Regions from separate parts of the Homo sapiens genome. Here regions 2, 3, 4 and 5 are each linked to region 1. Evidence: chromatin loops called from intact Hi-C (ENCODE). Cell type or tissue: heart right ventricle. All regions are shown on one strand. Region 1 overlaps MTSS2 (MTSS I-BAR domain containing 2). Region 2 overlaps VAC14 (VAC14 component of PIKFYVE complex). Region 3 overlaps VAC14 (VAC14 component of PIKFYVE complex). Region 4 overlaps VAC14 (VAC14 component of PIKFYVE complex). Region 5 overlaps VAC14 (VAC14 component of PIKFYVE complex).

What was found. Hi-C counts contacts between places; a loop is a spot of excess contacts. Peaks named below come from ENCODE experiments on the same cell type or tissue, not always from the same donor. Only the 100,000 strongest peaks of a DNase experiment are listed, where the experiment ranks them.
Region 2: it touches region 1 in a loop (8-fold over the local background); 95 of 110 quality-filtered maps call a loop at or near these places.
Region 3: a loop joins it to region 1, with 2.2 times the contacts of the local background. A loop is called at or near these places in 71 of 110 quality-filtered maps.
Region 4: a loop joins it to region 1, with 2.2 times the contacts of the local background. A loop is called at or near these places in 77 of 110 quality-filtered maps.
Region 5: a loop joins it to region 1, with 3 times the contacts of the local background. A loop is called at or near these places in 93 of 110 quality-filtered maps.

The regions. Positions count from the first base shown.
Region 1 is chr16:70,677,745-70,681,744 of GRCh38, forward strand. It overlaps MTSS2 (MTSS I-BAR domain containing 2), which reads right to left. Exons shown (of 15, transcript NM_138383.3): 2 at 3,220-3,281; 3 at 3,050-3,123; 4 at 2,227-2,311; 5 at 2,042-2,133; 6 at 1,886-1,960; 7 at 1,571-1,579; 8 at 508-665; 9 at 48-155. Among named protein-coding and RNA genes, the nearest start is that of MTSS2, 6.3 kb to the right of the region's middle. In heart right ventricle, a CTCF peak has its summit at 2,350 (motif pointing right); no DNase peak of the experiment used is centred here; H3K27ac peaks cover 1,520 bases.
Region 2 is chr16:70,768,872-70,772,871 of GRCh38, forward strand. It overlaps VAC14 (VAC14 component of PIKFYVE complex), which reads right to left. Exons shown (of 19, transcript NM_018052.5): 10 at 3,238-3,301. It overlaps VAC14-AS1 (VAC14 antisense RNA 1), which reads left to right. Exons shown (of 6, transcript NR_034083.3): 5 at 1-72; 6 at 2,737-4,000. Among named protein-coding and RNA genes, the nearest start is that of TRG-GCC3-1, 7.4 kb to the right of the region's middle. In heart right ventricle, a CTCF peak has its summit at 2,395 (motif pointing left); a DNase peak (open chromatin) is centred at 2,400.
Region 3 is chr16:70,736,841-70,740,840 of GRCh38, forward strand. The region is part of intron 13 of VAC14 (VAC14 component of PIKFYVE complex); the gene reads right to left. Among named protein-coding and RNA genes, the nearest start is that of VAC14-AS1, 16 kb to the right of the region's middle. RefSeq lists enhancers at 981-1,140, 1,113-1,643, 1,545-1,714, 3,467-4,000. In heart right ventricle, a CTCF peak has its summit at 1,756 (motif pointing left); DNase peaks (open chromatin) are centred at 791 and 1,671; H3K27ac peaks cover 2,210 bases.
Region 4 is chr16:70,744,352-70,748,351 of GRCh38, forward strand. It overlaps VAC14 (VAC14 component of PIKFYVE complex), which reads right to left. Exons shown (of 19, transcript NM_018052.5): 13 at 72-228. Among named protein-coding and RNA genes, the nearest start is that of VAC14-AS1, 8.7 kb to the right of the region's middle. RefSeq lists enhancers at 1,716-2,216, 2,217-2,717, 2,962-3,596. In heart right ventricle, no CTCF peak of the experiment used is centred here; DNase peaks (open chromatin) are centred at 1,933 and 2,483; H3K27ac peaks cover 1,655 bases.
Region 5 is chr16:70,760,118-70,764,117 of GRCh38, forward strand. It overlaps VAC14 (VAC14 component of PIKFYVE complex), which reads right to left. Exons shown (of 19, transcript NM_018052.5): 11 at 2,764-2,908; 12 at 2,423-2,488. It overlaps VAC14-AS1 (VAC14 antisense RNA 1), which reads left to right. Exons shown (of 6, transcript NR_034083.3): 3 at 1,036-1,141. Among named protein-coding and RNA genes, the nearest start is that of VAC14-AS1, 7.0 kb to the left of the region's middle. In heart right ventricle, no CTCF peak of the experiment used is centred here; no DNase peak of the experiment used is centred here.

The sequences.
Region 1 (4,000 bases):
CTCCTCCCTGCCCCTGGCCCTGGCCCTTGGCCAGAGGGCTCCCGCACCTGCTCGCTGGCGGGAGGCAGTTTGTGGGGTTCTGCTGTCAGCACCACCAAGTCGTCGATGATGCCCTGCAGGTGGGTGATCTCTCCCAGCATGGTCAGCTCTCCATTCTGAGGAAGCAGCGAGTCAGACCTGCTGGCCCTATCGCCCACCTGCCCGCCTGCCCAGCGCCCCTGGAGAAGCAGCAGCCCTTGTCGGGCCTCTCCTCTCTCACCCCTCCTCGCTAACCAATGCTGCTCGGGGCTGGTGCAGGTGGGGCCCACACAGCCCAGAGGGCTGGCATGATGGTCTCTCCAGACCAAATCAGTGCATGGTGAGCTATGAGACCTGCCTTTGGGCCAGGAGCATGTGGCCTTGATGCCCCCAGCCAGGGACTGCTGAGAAGTGACCCTTCTTGGAGGTCAGAAGGTCAACCCTGGGCCCAGCCCACCCCTCTGGGGTCTGAGTCCCCAGGAGTCCCACCACCACAGGCTGCAGGAAGGTGATGAAGGTGCAGAAGCGGCCCCGCTCCTCGATCAGCGCCCGGCGCACGGCCTGCTTCTCCGTCTCCTCCAGCAGCAGGTACATGTCGTTGACGTCCTGCAGGGCACTGTCCAGCTGGGGCTGCAGGTCTCCTTTCCCTGGAGGGGTGGGGAGGAGAGGCCTTGCTGGGGATGCCAGCCTGGCTTGCCACACCCACAAATGGGCTCAGACCCTGGTGGTGGCATCTCTCGGCCGTTGGGCTGGGTGTTGCCCTGGGGCCAGGGGACTGCGGAGGGCAGTGAGGACTCTGGGGCTTGTGGAAGGGCTAGTCCCACCAAAGCAGGCAGAGAGGACAGACACACACACAAGAAAGAGGCCAAAGCTGCAAAGCCACGCTGGATTGGGGCATCTCCGGGGGAGGCTCTTGGCGCCCAGGAGCTCTGCCAACACGGAGACTCGCTGGCCTCCACCTGGGGTACCCTCACTGACCCGGGATGGCGCCCCTCACCTCACAAGGTCCAGGGAGGTGGGGCAGAAGCGGGACAAGAGAGAGTGTGGGGCTCAGCTGTAGGCCAGGCCACAGGGGGCGGGGGCCAGGAGAGCTAGGGCTGGGCCTTGGAGGCAGGGAAGGGGTCTCAGTGTGGGTCCCCACTCAGCTCAGGGAGCAGAGCACACAGCAACAGCGACACAAGAAGCAGCAAGAAAGAGAGAGGCGAGAGGATGATGCAGAGGAGATGATGAGATGGCAGGTGAGGAGGTGACAAGTAAGGACGCAGGCCAGCCTGGTGGGGGCGGGGCAGCCAGGGCCTGTGGCCCCCATCCCGCCCTGGCCAACCCCTCCTGGCCTGGCAGACTGACCCAGCAGTGGCCCGGGACTCATCCCTGGCCAGGGACCCCGGGGGCCCCAGGGGGACTGTGCCCCAGGCCCCTCCCTCGTGGACCGACCGCCTTCCTCGCTTCTCCTTGGCCTGGAGAGGTTCCTTCCAATGGCCCTGAGCTGGGGGAGACAGACAAATGCGACAAGGACGGGAGGAGCAGCTGGAGGGACCGACATTTGACTTACCAAGTAGCTCTACAGGAAGGATGTGGGAGGAGAGGAGGAGAGACAGAGAAAGAAAGAATGTGTGAAAGACGCCGGATGGACAGAGCCACTCCTGGGGCGGGGGTGCCTGGGCCTCCTGCTGCCTCCCATAGGGAGGTTCTGGACCAGGTTTGGGGGGAAGGGCAGCTCCCTCTGTCCCACCCAACAGGTTGGAGGGTCCTGTGTCGGGGACAGCGCCCCTCTGGCTGGGATGAAGGCTTTGGGGCGCCCCACGGGGCGGTGGGGCTGTGGAGCGGGGCCGTGGGGCTGTGGCTGGGGGGCCGCGCCAGGCACTACCTTTGCGCGCCTTCTTCTGCAGCTTCAGCGTGTCCGACGACTTCTTTTTGATCTCATGCCGGGCTCGTTTGTACTCTGCAGAAGGGGAGAGCGGAGCGCTCTAATGGGGTCCCTGCGGAGTGGGGGGTGGGAAGCCCGGCTCCGCGCCACCCTCACCTTTCGCGTGGTCCTTGTCCAGCTGGTTGGCCGCCTTCTTCCAGTCCTCGATGCGCTCCTGCAGCGGGTTGATGAGGCTCTCCAGCAGTGCGCTGCGGAGGGCGGGCGGGAGCGCAGGTCAGGGCCGGGCTCCCCCGCGACGCCCCGTCCCCCCGCCCCCCTGCCCGCCCGCAGCGCCCACTCACTTGGTGAACTGCCGCAGCTTGGTCTCGATGCTGCGGTGGCGCATGCACATGCGTGTGAGCGCCGAGCCGATGTCCCTCGTGGCCCCTGGCGAGGCAAGCGCGGGGTGGGAAGGGGCCCGCTGGGGCCTGCGCAGTCCCGGCCTCGGGCCAGGAGGGGGCGCCCCGGCCGCGCAGGCGGAGCCCGCAGCCCGCGCCCTGCCCCCGCCGAGCCGCAGTCCCGCCGGCCCTGGGGGATTCGGGGCCTCCTCCATCTCCACCAGCTCTTCCTCCGCCATCCCAGCCGCGCCAGCCTCCTGCGGCGGCCTCCCCTCTCTCCCAGCTGGGAGAGGCCGGCGCCAAAGACCGTTCCAGGAGCCGGCCAAACGACCCTCCAGGTGTGCCCAGATGCAGGTGCGGGAGTGTGAGCACGCCCAGGGCCCGAAGGAGCGGGAGCCCCAGGTCTCTGCCACTCGGACCAGAGGGCAGAGGCGGCGCCAAGCCCAACGGCGCGCTCACCTGACCCTGCGTGCTCTTAGAAGGACACGAGGGCATGAGTGGGAAGAAGCCCTAAGGAGAATCTCTGTGCTGGGGGGTCACATGAACAGCCCACAGCAAAAAGGGAATCCCCGGGGAACACTCCTGTCACTACTTACCCACTCCTGCTTGCATGCCTCTTGTGACGAGGGGCTCACTCTCTCCACAACCAGCCCACTCCACTAAGGAGCAGAACTCAAGGTTCTGGGCTTGGCGTCCCGTCCTTTCCCTGGCCCATCCCCTACTCTTCCTTTCCAGCCTCCAGGCCCACCCTGGGGCAACCCCAACCTCCAGCCACGCGCCTCCCCACCTCGGGTGTTGGTAGCCATGTCAGCCACTTTCTGGAAGGCATCCAGGAAGGCCACAGCAGCCAGCACGGTGGTCCTGGGGAGAGGGACAACGGCATGGATGGTCGGTGGTTGGGCGGGGGGGGGGCCTCTGCCTGCCCCTCCCCTGCTGGGGTGCCCTGGGCCACCTCACCTCAGCTGGGAATGCAGCTTCGTGGCCTTGGAGTTGAAGTCCTCCCAGATAGGGTAGGAGCTCTGCCGGGCAAATGGGAGAGAAAGTGAGCTTCTTGTGGGGTGGTTGCAGGGCTTGACCTGGGCCGGGCTCCCTGCATGCTCCATCCAGACTTGGGGCAGTTTCTAAGACAGCAGCCCTGCCCCATGGAGAGGGAGGCTCTGGGTCCTCTCGGAGGGCAGAGGACCAAGGACAGAGCCATCAGCATGAGGAAAGCCTGTCCCTGGGAACGGGCGCCTTTGCCAAGCCCTCCCTCCCTGACATCAGGACATCCACCCTACAGGCTACAGGGGGCTCACATCCTCCCTCAGGGGAAATGGAGCAGGAAGTGGCAGGTCCTGTCCCCTCGGGGTTTCCCAGGGGCCTGGCAGGGGATCTGGGCTGAGCCCAATGAGAGGCATCGTGTCTCCCGGACATGTGCCTAGGACACTGGCACTGACCTGCCCACCAGGGGCAGAGGCACAGTGTGGAGGGTAGGGGGTGGCAGGGCTGAAGGCACACCAGGTGTAGACTGGGGCCTCCGGGGCCCCTGCCCTGTGTCCTGGAAGCTGCCATCCCAGGCCAGCAGCAGTGGCTCCCAGGGCCGAGGAGGCTGTGGCTGCTGCAGGGCCCAGCTAGCCTGCCTGGGACAACCAGGCCCTGGGCTGAATGGGGCCTTGTGCGGCCAACAGAGCCACCTTTCTCCACCCCCTGCTCCCCTCCCCTCCTGGGGAAACAGTGTGGCCTTTATCCCAGCCTGGCC
Region 2 (4,000 bases), 91 kb after region 1:
CTCACTGAAACCTCCGCCTCCCAGGTTCAAGCAATTCTCCTGCTTCAGCCTCCCAAGTAGCTAGGAGTACAGGTAAGTGCCACCACGCCTGGCTATTTTTTTTTTTTTTTTAATTTTTATTTTTAGTAGAGATGGGGTTTCACCATGTTGGCCAGGCTGATCTCGAACTCCTGACCTCAGGTGATCCACCTGCCTTGGCCTCCCAAAATGCTGGGATTATAAGCGTGAGCCACCGTGCCCAGCTGTGGATGTGCATTTTTTTTGGAAGAGGGTCCATAGCTTTCATCAGGCTCTCCAAGGGTCAATGGCCACTCAGAGGCACAGGACTGCCACCACCATGGCAGTTTCCAGCCAGGTGGGAATGCCTTTCTGCCGTGGGAGGAGTCTCCAGTCTGGCCACCACCCTGGGCAGACCTGAACTGAGTGAAACTGGTGGCCTCACGTGGTGCCTTGGGCAAGCGGCGCAGCTGAAGAATCACAGGGTGGGTCTGGCTACCTGGCAACTCTGCACGATCCCACCCGTGTCCAAGCTCAGTCTCACTGTGTCAATACCCGCTGTGGGAAGAAGGTGGTGGGCTGGAGCCCGGGCATGTTGGCTCTGGTTTTACAACTCTGAAGGTGCCCAGCTCTTGAGCACAGCTGGTGACACTGACTGTGCAGCTGCCACGTGGGGATCTCTGTCACCAAAAGTCAGGAAGCACTAGATCATTTGTTCTTGTTTGGTTTTTTAGGTAGGATGGTTTGGATTTTAGGTAGGATTTGGCATTGGCTCCTGAATGACAAGTATAAACCAAAACCCTCGTCCAGTCTAGCACTTCCTGGCCTTGGCACAAGAACTGAGGGCTCCTGTAGGCTCATCCCAGCCGACAGTAGCACAGTCTCCCCAGCGAGGCAGCGGACAGCGGTGCCCCTCTGCAGCCCATGGCTTAAGCCTACCTCTGCCTTCTCCTAGACCTCCCCGACCTCCCCCTCAATCCCCATAGCCCAGATTACAGAGACAAGTCTACAACAGGCTTTTGGCTGCCAGAGGGAGGCTTTTAAATCCCAGATCAGATCCTGCCATTCCCACTTGTGACACTGTCTCCACAGCCTCCAGCGCAAAAGCTAAGCCCTCTGCAGGATACACAAGTCCTCGCATGTCTGTCCAGACCGTTCCCCGAGTTCCAGGACCCAGTACCTGAGTCTGCCTCCCCCTTTCTCCTGGGATGCTCAGAGCCACCTGGAACGAGCTCTTGACCACCCCACCCACACCTGCTCCTCCTTCCAGCCCTGGTGTGCAAATGACACTAGGATAGCGGGGGTCTGGCTCACACCAAATTTCTAGAAGGCAGTCTTTCCCTCACCTCTCTCCTGCCTACCCCATCCCACCCATCAGTGAGTCCTGTGGTTCTCAACACAGAGCTCAAACCCACCCAACTTTCTCCACATGCTGCTCCTCCCCAGCCTGAGCCCCCATCCCCTCTGATGGGGACAACGGTGACAGCTCCCTAGCGGGTCTGCATCCACCGGGCCCCTCCTAGATCCACTGTCCACAGAGCAGCCCCGTTCTTCCTCCCTTCTCGTCCCTGCCATGAAAGTAATACTACTGACCCCACGAGACTCAGACAAAGCTGAAGGATCCGACGTAAAGGTTTAGCACTGCGCTGGGGCCCTGGAAGCCTGGCTATGTTGACTGGCATTAGCTGTTATTCCCAGCCAGTCTTCTCATTGCCTGGGCTCAGGCACCATGGCCCTCCCTTTCTGGTAACTTCACCCCTCACATCAATCACTCCTCTTTCCAGTAACTTCCTGGCTACTTCTCTGCCTCACCACTGGAGTAAATGAATGAAGGTCAGGGACACATTCAGGGGCCAGCTCTTATCTTGGAGCCTACAGGGGTGAGCACAGGCAGGTGCACTGGAACGCGTGGCAGCTATGTGAAAAGGAGAGAATGGCAACATTCGCTGATCTCCTCCATCAACGTAGGGGACTCCTAGTGGTACATTTCATAAACGGCTGCACCTGCGTGCTTGGAAAACATGCTCAGGGTGCTGAGGGATGAGGATAAGTTCACAAATGACATCGATGAGGGAAGAACCCTAGCTAGGGGTCTGGGGGGAAGAGCCTCTTGGGGTAGAGTGCACACTTTCTCTTCATGAGTGATTGGCTCTCCCAGGGCCCAGGTTCACTGTCAAGTTCAGGGGAAAGAAACCCCTGTATGAGACCCACCATCCACTCTAGCCCCAGAGATGCCAAGGTCACCCAAAGAAAAAGTGACATGGGGCAAGTCCAGGGGACTCAGACCAGGGCAGAACCGTTACAGTACCTTCCGCGGGGAGTCCCTTCACCTTGCAGGGAGTATGGAGGGAGCCCCAAGGAAGAGAATTATTTTGCTGCCTGGTCTGCACTGCCCCCATGTGGAAGACTGCGCCATTACAGCTGACCTGGGCGCACAGGAGACAACAGCTCCTGGGGCCGGTGATTTATCCTTAATCTTGGACATGATTAATGACTGCCCATGCTCAGGCTGTCCTTGAACAGACTTCCCCTTGTGGGTCTTGTTGGCCCCCCATCATCCTGGACAAACAGACAGCGATGAGTCAAGGCAACTGTGTCTCACTGCAGTCACCATGTATTAGCTGTACTTTTATTATTATAACTTGCGTTTACTGACCTCCAATAGCTTAATTTTTTTTTAATATTTAAAAATAAGTAAGAACAATCCATTTTCTTTCATTCCTTTTTTTTTTTTTTAAGACATGGTCTCACTCTGTTATCCAGGCTAGAGTGCAGTGGTGTGATCTCAGCTCACTTCAACCTCTGGCTCAAGTGATCCTCCCACCTCAGCCTCCCCAAGTAGCTGGGACTACAGGCACACGCCACCAGGCCCAGATAATTTTTTGTATTTTCAGTAAAAACAGGGTCTCGCCATGTTGCCCAGACTGGTCTTAAACTCCTGAGCTCAAGCGATGTGCCTGCCTTGGCCTCCCCAAGTGCTGGGATTAGAGGCATAAGCCACCATGTCTGGCCCCCAGTGGCTTCTAATCCGCCCTATCTATCCATCAAGCCTGGGTGGGGTGGGCTTGCTCAGTGTCCTTCAGATTCCTTCATCAATTAACTCTTTTGTGTACGAGGGTGTCCCAAAAGCAGCAGCCGCGAGTAGAATTTGCCTTGGGTCATTGCTGTAGTCTCCCGCATCCAGGAAAGATCTAGGCCGCTCGCTTTCCACAAACCTTCTGGCTGAAACAAGCCACTTACCTGGCTGCAGTGAAGACACTGATGCCGCTACTGAAGCTGGAGTCACAGGAACCATCTGGACCTCCTGGGAGAGGAAGAGGAACAAGGGGTCATGAAAGGCTGTTGGCTCTCTTGAATAAACAAGACCCCTGTGACAAGCACACACAGAACTCTCCAGAGCCCCATACCTTGATTCAGGCTCTTCAAAAGGACCATGGCTCTGGAGCCCTGAGGACCCAACCAACGCCCAGTCATTCTCGATAGTCCCCAAGCTTGTAAGTCTGTAGTCACAGTGATCTCACAAGGAGGGGACACCAGTGCTAAACACATCTGTCAAATCTCAGAAGGGATCACTGGCCTGAGGGGAATGGATGTTTAAAATGACAGATAATACCCAGCATCCTTAGCTATCAGGAAAATGCAAATCCAAACCACAAGATACTACTGTACACCCATCAGGATGGCTAAAATAAAAGACAAATAATAGCAAGTGTTGATGAGAATGTGGAGAAACTGGAACCCTCGTACATTGCTGGTGGGAATGTAAAATGGTGCAAGCTGCTTTGGAGAACAGTCTGGCCATTCCTCCAAAGGCTAAACATAGTCACCACATGACTCAGCAGCTCCACTCCTAGGTATATGCCAAAGAGAAATGAAAACTTATGGCCACATGAAACCTTGTATATCAATCATGTTCACATCAGCATTATCTACAATAGCCAAAAAGCAGAAGCAACCCAAATATCTATCAACAGATGAATGGATAAATGAGGTGTGGTATAGC
Region 3 (4,000 bases), 59 kb after region 1:
GAGCAGGGCAGTCTTTTCCCAGCAGGGGAGGTGGGGAAAGGGGCCACACTTGAAGGGGCAGGGAGGGCGGGCTGGACAGGGATGGGAAAGGCCTCAGTGCTCAGCAGGACAGGGTGGGGGCTGCTCGCTCTTTCCCAGCCTCAGTGGCCCCCATCGCCCCCAGCCACTCTGTTGATCTGAGCTGCCCTTTGGCTTGAGATGCTCTCTGAGGCAGGGCTGCAGGCTCAGGAGGAGGAGATGGGTGGAGAGAGAACAAGCTCACCCCGGGAGGGTGACTACAGGAGAAATGGGCCCCTCAAGTATGCTGATTTCCGCCTCACTGCTGCCTGCTCTTCCGCCCACCTCCGGCTCTGGCTCATCTGCTCTTGTAAGCAGGGTCCTGGGCTGGGTGCTGCAGGCGCATGAGGAAAGTGGGAGCCGGGACGGGGCAGCTCAGGGCACGCCCTCCAACACTGCGCTCCGAGGACCTCAGCGGTTTTACTCAGGGGTGCCACTGAGGCACAGCCCCCTGTAGATGGTGGGCAGCTGCTGCAGCAGGGGGCGAGGGAGAGGGGGGCCCACAACCCGGCTGTGTGTCTCGGGAGACAGGCTCTCTTTGAGGGGCCCAGGAGAGTGGGATTTCCATTCCCCAATCCTGCAGAGGGCAGGAGCATGAGGGAGAGTGCCATCCCTCAGCTGAAGGCCACTGTGCCTTGTATTTCTGGTTTGGGCAAGTGAGGAGCCTGCCAGCCCCTGGCAGGAAGTGCACGTGACCGGCGGCTGGCCAGGGGCACAGAGACGCACTCCACACAGAAACCCAGGCTGGCGGGGTGGGCGGCCGGGGAGCCAGCCCTGCAGATGTTACTAAGTGAAACCTGATGTGGTGACATGAGAATCCACAGAACGTCTCACAAACAACCTGCCCCGGGATGTTTTGGATTGAGTTTTGTGGTTATGACGTGAAGAAACCTCACATGTCAGGATAAAAATAACCCTGGCTTCAGTACATAACGCGAGTTACAGTTCAACAGAACCAGATGTGAAAACGTCAGCCACCCAGTTCAGGCCCAGCAGGGTCCCTGCTCCACTCCGGCCTCCCTCCCTGCTGGGGTTGGGGTCCATGTGCCCGGACAGCCCGTTGTGGGCTCAAGATCTGCTGCCTGGAGGATACAAGGGAAGGGCCAGAGGCCGCTCAGGGGAGGCAGCACCACCTTCTCCGAGGCCAGCTCCTCTTCTGTGAACCAGGCAGGGCTAAAGAGCATCAAGTCGTGCTTGGCACAGGAAGTGGTCCACAGAAGGGGTGGGTGATGGAGAGGCTGGTATGGAACCAAGAGGACAGGGTGGGGAAGGGGCAGTTTCCCCCAAGAATCAAGTGGCTGGGAGAAAGGGAGGCTGAGCAGGGTCTTGGGGGTGTAGAGTCTGCAGAACTGGAGGGGGTGCACAGCTACGTAGACAAAGGCCGCCGCAATGGCACCAACTCGGGAACCCACTCAAGGGGCAATCACTTTCTCATCTGTGGGCCGGCCTGGGTCGGCAGGACAGGAGCGCCGGAGGCATCAATCATAGCCAGGAGACTTTGCAGCTGCTCAGGTCAGAGCGAGAGAGAAGCCGATGGGATGCAGCAGGGCCCAGTGGGGACTTCCAGCTGACGCGGCAGTGGAGAGGTCATATAGCAGTCTGCCACCGGGAAAGAGCTATTGCTGCAGGGTGAGGGCTGGGGCCAAAGGCAGCGAGGAGAGGGTGTGGAGGAAGGCACCCCCTGCTGGTGGAGCAGGGGGGCTGGACTGCTGGGGCTTCCAACTGGACAAGGGAGGGCCTGGCAGCACGGGTATGAGAGGATGCCATTCTGGGCAGCAGTGCCGGGGGCCTCAGGCTCAGGTGATTGGTGCCCCTGCCTTCCATTATTTTAATAAACTTTCAAAAATAGGTACTGACCCTTACTGGGCACCTGGTGCCAGGGATTCCGGGGTAAGTAAACTTGGCCTGTGTGGCCTGCCATGACGCTATTCAAACTGAGCTGATGACACAAATCACCCAGCACTGGGCGACGCTGAGGAGCCTCCGCATGCACTTCCAGCTGGGGGTCTAAGAGGTCACAGCCAGGAGGGAACAGATGTGAACTTCACCACCCACCCAGGCAGCCTGAGATAAGCAAGTGTGTTGGAACAGAGGGGCAGGAGAAGCTGGGATCTCCAGGGAAGCCTCCCACAGGGGCCCTCTGCACCGGCCTGTAATAACTAGGACACAAGCAAAGGCCCCCTTCACATGCAGGGAGCATTTAGCCTAGCCCTTGCCATGTGGGAGCTCACAGAGCCCCCAGGCACCCCAGCACCTGGTTTATAGAGAGGGAAGAAGTAGCAGTGAGGTAGGACCCTTGTCCGAGGTCACGGGATGGATGGGCAAAGCAGGGCTGTGAATCTAGATCCCTCTGACCCCAGTGCTCGTGATCCCTACTGCTGCTTCCTGAGGCTGGGAGGGGTGAGTGGGAGGAAGGGGCTTCAAGAGAAACAGGTGCTTTCCTGGGGCTGGTGTGGCTGGAGGAAGTGGTGGCGGGCAGCAAATGACAAGAAATGAGGCATTGCCGTGGCCTGAGGCCAGGAAGGGGTCTCTGAAGTCACTGTGAAGAGAGGAGAGATGCCCCCATCACTGCCAGGTTGTGCCCATGGCCTGGCCCCTCTCCTCCTCCCCTCTGGCTGTGGAAGCTTCCAGTGCTGGCGCAGGTGGGATTCCTGAGTGGGGTGAGGAGTGTGGGCTCTCGGGCCAGGCTCCTGGCCCAAACAAGTGGGGAATGACACAGTGCTGGCCTCTCAGAGCTGCTGTGAGGACCCCAGGGGCTCACCCAAAAAGCCAGCACGCGTGAGTGCTCAGAGCAGGGCAGGGCCTAACGTGACCTCAGCCAGTGCTGGCAGCCATGATGATTGTTGCCGTGATTACTGGGGAAAATGGCTTTCTGGCTTTCTGCTAGAACTTGTTTCTGTCTGGTGACATGAAGATGCTGCTGACATTTGGCTACAATACACTGTCCTGGGCTACAAGGAATGAAACCAAATAAGAACAGGTCATTATCACCCATTTTTAGAGCCAGGGATAAAAACACCTTGGACCACTGAGCCCCGCAAGGTATACTGACATGAACAGTTTTTTTGTTTTATTTTTTTTGAGATGTAGTCTCGCTCTGTTGCCCAGGCTAGTGTGCAGTGGTGTGATCTCGGCTCTCTGCAACCTCCACCTGCTGGGTTCAAGCGATTCTCCTGCCTCAGCCTGCCGAGTAGCTGGGATTACAGGCACGCACCACTACGCCCAGCTAAATTTTGTATTTTCAGTAGAGACAGGGTTTCACCATGCTGGCCAGGCTGGTCTCAAACTCCTGACCTCAGGTGATCCATCTGCCTCAGCCTCCCAAAGTGCTGGGACTATAGGAGTGAGCCAACGTGGCTTACGACATGAACAGTTTTATCCCAGCAGCATTGGGCCCCGTGGCAGGCAAAGTCAGGGAAGACTGGGTTTTAGGGGCAAACGTCAGTCCTAGGGTGACCTTTGGCCTCAGACTGACACATTACTGTGCATGGCTAAGGATCCTAAAGGCTGATTGGGTCTCCCCAGGCCTGGCTGCACCCTCTCTGGCAGCATAGATGTCCAGGCCCCGGGAGGAAAGGCATGTCTCTGACAAAGGGCTCATCCCAGAGGCCTCCTCTGTCCTTTGAAGTTTTTTGCACAGGCTCAGGGTACGGCGGGCCCACAGGCCTGTCTGACATCCCTGTCCCCAGAGCCAGCAGGACCTCCGCAGACTCCCCTGAGTGGAGACAGGAAATACAAAAGGAGGAGACACAGGAGATCCCAGGGGTGGGAGACAGGAAAGTGTGGTGTCCCTCAGCCAGCTTCCCTCACAGCTGCCCGCCCAGGCTGCTCCCCATCCTGTTTGCCCCCAGGCCACTCTCTCCCCGATTCTGCGGCTCTGCACAGGTGAGGAATGAGGGAGGCAGGGTGGGAGAAGCCTCTGCCTTCACCGCTCTGCGAGGGA
Region 4 (4,000 bases), 67 kb after region 1:
CCATGGTCCAGCCTAAGACCCGGCACTGGCACTAAGGCCCCTGAGGCTAGAACCTTCAGGAGAAGACTTACCAGAGGTGTTCAGTAGGCCGGCTCTGCCAGGGGTGGGCACCTGGAGCTCTGAGTGGCTGGCCTGGAGGTCAGGGCCATCGAGGGGGCCTGGGTCATCCGTCTGGCCTGCGGGGGAGGAAGCGATTTCTGCCAGCACCTCCAGGTCCTTCAGGATCACCTGGGGAGAGAAGCGGGGCAGGAGGGATGAGCTCTCCGCTGAGAGCTGTGCTGACCTGGGCAGAGGTGCGGTTGGTGGCACACAGCCACCTGCAGGGGTGGGAGGGGTCTGCAGATGACAGCAGGCTGGGAAGAGCCACTAAGGCCACAGCTGGGGCATGCTCAGAAAAGTGAAACAAAGTATCCAGAATGAAGGGAACACAGACTACAGTGAATGGGGCCTCTGGAGGAAGGAAACTGGAATCTGAGGTTCGGAGAGTCAGCTTCCCCACGATCCCTCTCTCGGGTCCCTTGAACAGGGCTCTGAGGGTCCCCAGGAGTCCCAGGACTCAGGAAGCAGGGCGTTATCTGCACAGTGTGCACTTCAAGGCCCGCAGGCTGCGCAAGGCTCCCAAAGTGCCCTCCAGACCATGTTCTATTGTGTGCGGTAGCCACGGCCCCACCCACCATTGGGCCACAGAACAGCTGCTTCTGCAGAGGTGACACCAGGCCACTGCAGACCCTAAAGCGTCCTCCACATTTGGCGTGCTACTCTGGTCTCCAAGGTAAAGGACTTCCTAATGTCCAGACATGTCAGGTGGTCCTCGGTGGCTCTAAAGTGTCCCTGCACAGATGTGGGTGGGGTGAGGCCCCAGCCTGACCACCTGCCTGCTGAGTTCTTCCGAGACAGAGGCAGAGTGGGGCGTGGGACCAGTGCTGAGTGTGAGCGCAGGTCAGCACTGTGTCACAATGTCCCCAGGGCTGCTCTACAGCCCCCGTATCCTTAGAAGCTGCCTCTCCTCGCACAGCACCCATCTTTGCCTGGCACCAAGAGCTGGCAGGGCGGCAAAGTCCAGCCTACCACTCTGCTGCAATGGGCAATAGGGAGAGGGGCCACGGACCTGCCCTGTTGGGAGGGGCTTCAGTGTGTGTGTGTGTGTGTGTGTGTGTGTGTGTGTGTGCGCGTGTGCGCGCGTGTGCCTGTGTGCATGCACCTGCCCCAGGGGCTGCTGAGGCTTCCTGGCCACCTTCTGCTGGCTGTGTTTATCCTGCAGGGAACTCCTCACACTGCAGGTGGTCGCCTGCTCTTTCTGCCCCTCACTCCTCTCTTGCTCTGGGCTAGGGACTATGCCTGTCCCCCCAAAAGGTGTATCTCCAGGACTGTCCCTGCGCCCAGCAGATGCCCAACAAACATCAGTTGACTGGGTGGTTGCCTGTGCCTCTTCCTGGGCTACTCTGAGCCCAGGCCAAGAATAACGACGGCAACCGGGGCTTCAGCCCTGGACCAGGGAAAGTGGGACAGAGCCTGATGGGCAGGGCCATGTGGGCCAGGACCGGCCAGGTGGCTGGAATATGGGAATACAAGATAAGGTTAGCACTGTAGGGCTCCTACTGAGGGATTAAAATGTTGTGGAATTAGATGGGGGTAATGGTTGCAAAAAGCTTGTGAGTATATTAAAAGCCAGTGAATTCTATGCTTCAAAAGGGCAAATTTTATCTAGAAAACAAACAAAAAAGATAAGGCCTACCCCCTCAAAAGCCATTCCTGTCAATGCAAACACAGTGCCAGTGCCTCCCCCACACTGCCCAATTGTCACTTCTCCTCCTGGTTCCTCTAGGCCAGCCCTGGCCGGGAACCCCTTTGCTTGCTCACCCATTCCCGCCCCCTCAGTCTTCAAACAGTGTCACGTGTTGGCACGCAATCTCCCAGCCTCATCCAGGCAGGAGCTGGCACTCGCTCACACAGACTCACTCTCACAGACTCCCCTCCTACTGTCCAATTCTGTCCTTCCCTTCATCCCTCTCCCACTCATGGAGACTGGGATGTCTGTGGGCCCCTGGGACCCTGCTCTGTGCCAGCGGCTGCGTTGGGTTCTGGGGCTGTAAAGGTGAGTCACAGCCACCCCTGCCCGTGGCCTGGCACACAGAGTGGAGAGCTGATGAATCCACGTGGCTGAGACACATGGCTGCCACACAGCCCAGTCATATGGCAGGAGCAAGGGGTGCCCCTCCACCCAGGCCAGGAGCCGGGGAGCCCTGGGTGGGTCTCAGCCTAGAAGTAGGGAGGGCCGAGGCCTCTGCTTCCACTGAGGACAGAGCCTCCAGGGATTCTTTGCTTCAGCCACAGAAGAAAGACACAGGGCGGAGGGCAGGATGGGGAAGTGGCACAGCAATGAATGACGCCGCGGTCCTGCCCGATTCAGCCCCTGCACACCTGCCACGGCAGGATGTACAAAGGCCATGCACACCAATGCTTGCTGGACTGTCCAAGCACGGCCAGGGAGGGGACTTGAGACCAGGAAATGGAGGTGGGGGGAGGATGGGGGAATGACTCATCCAAAATTAAACAGTGAGGCAAGAGTCAAGCCAACAGCTCCTCAAACAGTTACCCAGAGAGCTGCCATAGGTATACTCCCACTCCTAGGCAGTTACCAAGAGAACTGCAAACGTCTGTGCACATCAAACTTATATATAAATGCTCACAGCGGCATTTTTCCTAATAGCTACAAAATGGAAATAACCCAAAGGCCCTGCAGTGGAGACAAGGAGAAATGGAACGTGGCACATCCACACCAGGGAATATTATTTGGTAATAAAAAGAAATGAAGTACCTGCTACACGTGGATGAACCTTGAAAACACCTGCCGAGAAGCCAGCCACAAAGTCCACATCCTGTATGATGACTCCATTAACAGGCAAATCCACAGAGACAGAGGGTGGATTTGTGGTCGCCAGGGGCGTGGGGAGGGAGGCATGGGGAGTGACTCCTAACGGGTGCAGGGTACATACAGGGCTTCTTTCTGGGGTCATGAAAATGTTCTGGAATTAGTACTGATGGTTGTATAATCTTGCGAAAAATACTAAAAGTTACTCTATGGTATACTTTTAAAGTATACAATAGAGTCGTTTTTATGAATTTTATGGTATGTGAATTGTACAAAAAAAGGGCGGGGGGGGCAAAACCCTAAATCAGCAACCTAATTCCTAACCCATTTGCTCTTGCTCTGCCCACAGCCCGAGGTGGTGGGGTCTCACCCACTCCCTGGTGTCTCTCGCCTGATCCAGGGGAGAGGAGGAGCACGGTGAGGAGATCTGTGTCTCTTTACATCACTTTGCCCCCTCGCCCCCATGCTGCCCATCCCACCCAGGTCTGTCTGCACAGGGGGACAGAGGCACACACCTCTGGGCGGCCAACACTGGTGGCCACGTGCAGCAGGGGAGGAAAGTGAGGAGAAAGTGTGATCCAGCGGGGCGGCTGGGGCCAGGCCAGCACTCGGCAAGATCCCTGTGCCATGGGGACAAACTGATTCATGCTGGGTATCCGGCAGGTACCTACTTCCCTGTCAGAACAGAGGCCTGGAAAAAGCCACCGAGAGGCCTGGCCTGTGCAAGGTTGTCTCCACCCTTCGAGTGGCTCCAGGGCCAGAGGAGCAGGCTGTCCTCGCTCCCGGCCACAATGAATGCCCTCACTTGTCACCAGTCTCACCTCACAGGATACACACAAGGGAACTGAGACTTGGACAGTCACCTGCTCAAGGTAACAGCGAGTCCACCTCAAACCCAGCTCTGGTCCCCAAACCTGAGCCTGCTGATAACACTACACAGGGTGCTGTGGTCAGACAGTCCTGACATCCAATCCTGACCCTGGACCAGTTAACTTCAACCACACAATGCTCCCTCTCCAGACAGCTGCTGAGCAGCTGCTGTGGGCTAGTCCTGTGCTGGGTATAAGAGACACAAGGCCAGACAGGTCAGGCTCTGCCTTCAGTGAGGTCATGGACTCCCGGAGGAGT
Region 5 (4,000 bases), 82 kb after region 1:
TGAGAGCCTTCGCAGCGAGCACTGAGGTTAACTTCCATGAGTGAGGACTTTGGTAGGAGAGGACCTGCCTGTCTGGCTGTGTTCCTGCTTAACCTAACAAGCTTTCATAGTCTTGAATCCCAGGGAGCTCCAATTCGAGATCAGGGCTGTTTGGAAATACTTGAAAAATCCTGAGAGGGCACTTTCTAGATATCCTAGAAAGGAAGTTTCAGGAGAAGATGGGCTTTGTCTTGTTCATGGTTGTTTTCCCATTGCCAAGTACACAGCACACCCTCAGGCTCACCAAAGATTAAGCAGGGGACACTTAGGAATGTGATTCTGGAAAGCAACCGGATGGGGTAAGATCAGGACTCATCACTAATGATGAAGGTCCCCAAATCCCTCCTCTAGACAGAAGGGGAAGCAGAGGCTCTTCACTGCTGTTATGGTACCCCTCAACTGTCCCCCAGAGCAGTTTCCACACCCTCCCCAGTGCAGGCCCACAAGACGTGCCCCAAAACCCTGACAACATTTGGCACTTCAGCAAATCGAGTTTCCACAGCCACAGCCTGAACAGCGCTGTTTAATGGACTGCATCTCCGCCTGCTCCCTTTCAATGCGCACACACAAAAACCAATTTCAAGCACAGAAAGCTGGATGGGATTAAACAACTCAGTTTAAAGGACTGAAAACTCAGCTGCTTCCAGTGAAGTCCTAGGGAAGGAACCAATCAGCAAAGTTCTGCTCTTCTTTTTTGTATTGAAATGAGGGCTGTGACTGTGCAGTGAGTCACTCCCAACTCGCAGGCAGAACGGGGCCAAGTCCACCTGGGCCTCGCGCTGCAGGGGGTGGTGCACGAAGAGAGGGTGTGTGTGTGTGTGTGTGTGTGTGTGTGTGTGTGTGTGTGTGTGTGTGTGTGTGTGCATGGGGGGGCGGGGGGTAGGCAGGAGAGGCCAAGGGCATACTCACAGACCATCTGTTTTGGATTTTTCTGGTAATACAGAAAACCTCAGAGGACCTAGAGGTTGATACCTGCCTGTCCATTTCTCTCTTCAGCCCAGGTTCGGGAAAGCAAATTCAGGCTGCAGGACAGCTGCCCGGGCCCCCCACAAGCCTGGCACCAGCCCAGGGAAGACTGAGGAGCCTCACTCCATGGGGACTGGTGAGCAATAGCCCTCTCCCATCCCCCCCACCCAGCCTCATCCACTCTCTGCAGTGTGGGCAGGTCTGTTGATTCACGAGCTGGCTGCCTCATGGAGATACAGCTCTGCCTACAGCTCACAGTGCCTTGGCGCTCAGAAGAGGAAAGTGGGCTGAGGCTCAGCTTGGACCGTCAGCATCTGAGATGCAGCCTGAAGAGCTGGTATGGATGGAGGGATGGGATGCTGCCGTGCAATGGGCACGCGCAGCTGCAAACCCTGCCGCTTGGCTGGGAGGCAGGGGAACCCGGTAAAGGAACACCACGCAATGGGCATGGCTGAGAATGGAGTGTGGAAAGGTGTGTGTGGCTGGGGCAGACTCCTGCCCAGATGACAGGAAGAGCCAGGGGCCCCCTCCACCTCCCAGGCCAGCCTCTGTACTCCAGCTCTCTCAGAGGGCTCACTCCTGCTGCCTGGGATCTGGGTCAGCCTCTCCCTCTGCACCAGCAGCTCTTGGTGGCCCCAAAAAGGCAAAGCTTAAGGGTCCAATTTCAAACTAGAGGTCATAATGGAGTCCAGCTGAAATGAGTAACACAACCAACGCTAACTGAGCGTGCAGCAGGGGCCCGGCCCAGTGCTTAGCATTTTACATGGATCATTTCCCTCTCACATCCCCCTATGGTTACTGCCCTCATTGAACAGAGGAAAACTGAGATGCTGAGATGCAGAGATACTAAGTGTCTTGCCTTTGGGCAGCCTCACTCCAAGCCAAGCTCCCCGCCTGTCCTGTGCTGCCTCCCTTACTGACACTCTGCCCCAGCTGCTCCAGAAGGGACTACAGAAGAGTCCTCACTCCTAAAGTGAGTTTTTTTTTTTGTTTTTGTTTTTTTGAGACAGGGTCTCACTCTGTCGCCCAAGCTGGAGTGCAGTGGCACGATCTCTGCTCACTGCAACCTCTGCCTCCTGGGTTCAAGCAATTCTCCCACCTCAACCTCCTGAGCAGCTGGGAGTACAGGCGTGCACCACCACGCCCGGCTAATTTTTGTATTTTGAGTAGAGACGGAGTTTCACCATGTTGGCCAGGCTAGTCTCGAACTCCTGGCCTCAAGTGATCCACCCACCTTGGCCTCCCAGAGTGCTGGAAAAACAGGTGTGAGCCACTGCACCTGGCCCCAAAGTGAGTATTAAACACAGCTTTACCTCTAGGAAGGATGCACTGTACCAAAATAAGCATATCTCAGTCACTAACAAGGGGAGGCAGGGCAGCCGATGTTCCATAAGTACGGGTGGCGTTGGTGACCTACCTCATCCGATTCATCCGATAACGTCTGCAGTAGGATGGGAAAGAGGCTGTCCGTGTGCCGGAACATCTGGAGGGCAGAGAAGCAGGGGTGCCCGTGAGTGCTCCCTTCGCCCCGGGACTACGTGCAGTGCAGTGTCCCGCTGGTGTGCACGGACCCACTGGTCTGCACGGACCACTTCCCTCCCCGACACAATGAGGGCTCCTCGCAGCACCTGTCACTTCTCTGCCGGCCAGGGTTTCCCTAGAAGGGCAATGACCAAAATGCTACCAACTATGGGCAGGCCCTGGAAAACCAAGGCGGACCCAGAAGAGGCCCCTGGCTTGGAGGGGCCCAGGGCTCACCTTCCGAGGAGTTTTGATGTAGAGGTGGTAGAGCCACTTGAGAACTGCAATCCTGGTCATCATCCCAATGGCCGTGTCACTGAGGTGGCAGTTTAGGACCTGCACGATCCCGTCGAGGTGAAGGGTCACTGGGGCTCTTTCAGTGCTGTGGGTAAGATCGGGAGGGAGAGCAGAGGTGAAGCCCACCATAGCCCTCTCCCATGGAGTCATGGCACCACCCTGGGCCTGCACATCCTGAGTCACACACTGCTAACCACCGTCTAGGGGGATCGGGGGTCAGGGATAACCTGATCCCACACATCCTTGCTGGTCTCCCACCATCCCAGCTCAGCCCAGCCCAGGGGTTTGAAGGGGGCTTCTCTCTCTCCCTTTCCAAAGAAGTTTGGAGCTTGCTGCTGGGCTGGAACCATGATAACCATGTTTTGGGGGATGAGGACCAGTCTGCTGGGCTCCCACTCACTTTTCCTTTTCTTTCTCCAGCACCAGCCTGGCTTGCACAGGAGGAGAAACCCTCTCCCAGTCACTGAGCTGACCTGACCAGGCTCAAGGCATTAAGTTCAGACCCTTTCTTGGAAAAACAAAACCACCAGGTCTGGACTGTATGAGGGAAGGTCCCGATAACAACTGTTGACCTCCGCCAGGCCCTTCACCGGCCATCTGAAGGATGTTTCTCAAGTGAGGTCAGGGATCGAGGCTTGTCATTGTGCCTTGCCACTGCACCAGGGCACTCAGCACATTTGGCCTAGGAGAGACACCCTTGAGAGTTAAGACCAAAATGCGCTCCTTTGAGTTGGGGAAGGGGTAAACACAGCCTCTGCCTATGAGAAACGGATATTGTTCAGGAGGTACTTTTGTTCTGGTGGGCACAGGAAGCCCCCTGGCTTCTGTGGACTGAAGTCCTGCGGGTCCCCAAAGTTCTGCTAAGCAGCCTGCGGGACAGCGGGTGCTGCTGGGAGGCTTGAGTTGGTTTTTTGCCCAAAGCACTGCTCCCTGGCACAGGCTGGGTTTTCAAGGTGGGGGCAGCATGGGTAGAAAAACCTCGGGATATTGGGGAGGGGCTCCCTTCCTACCGAGGCACTACACTGTACTTCCCAAATGGTGCCGACAGGTGCAGGCCAGGGGTTGCATTTTCTAAGGACCTGGGCCAGCAGATCAGTCCCCTGCCGGTATAAAACCGTCTCTTCGTGGCATTTCTAGGCTGCTCAATTATTCATTTGCATCAGGAACTGATGGCTGT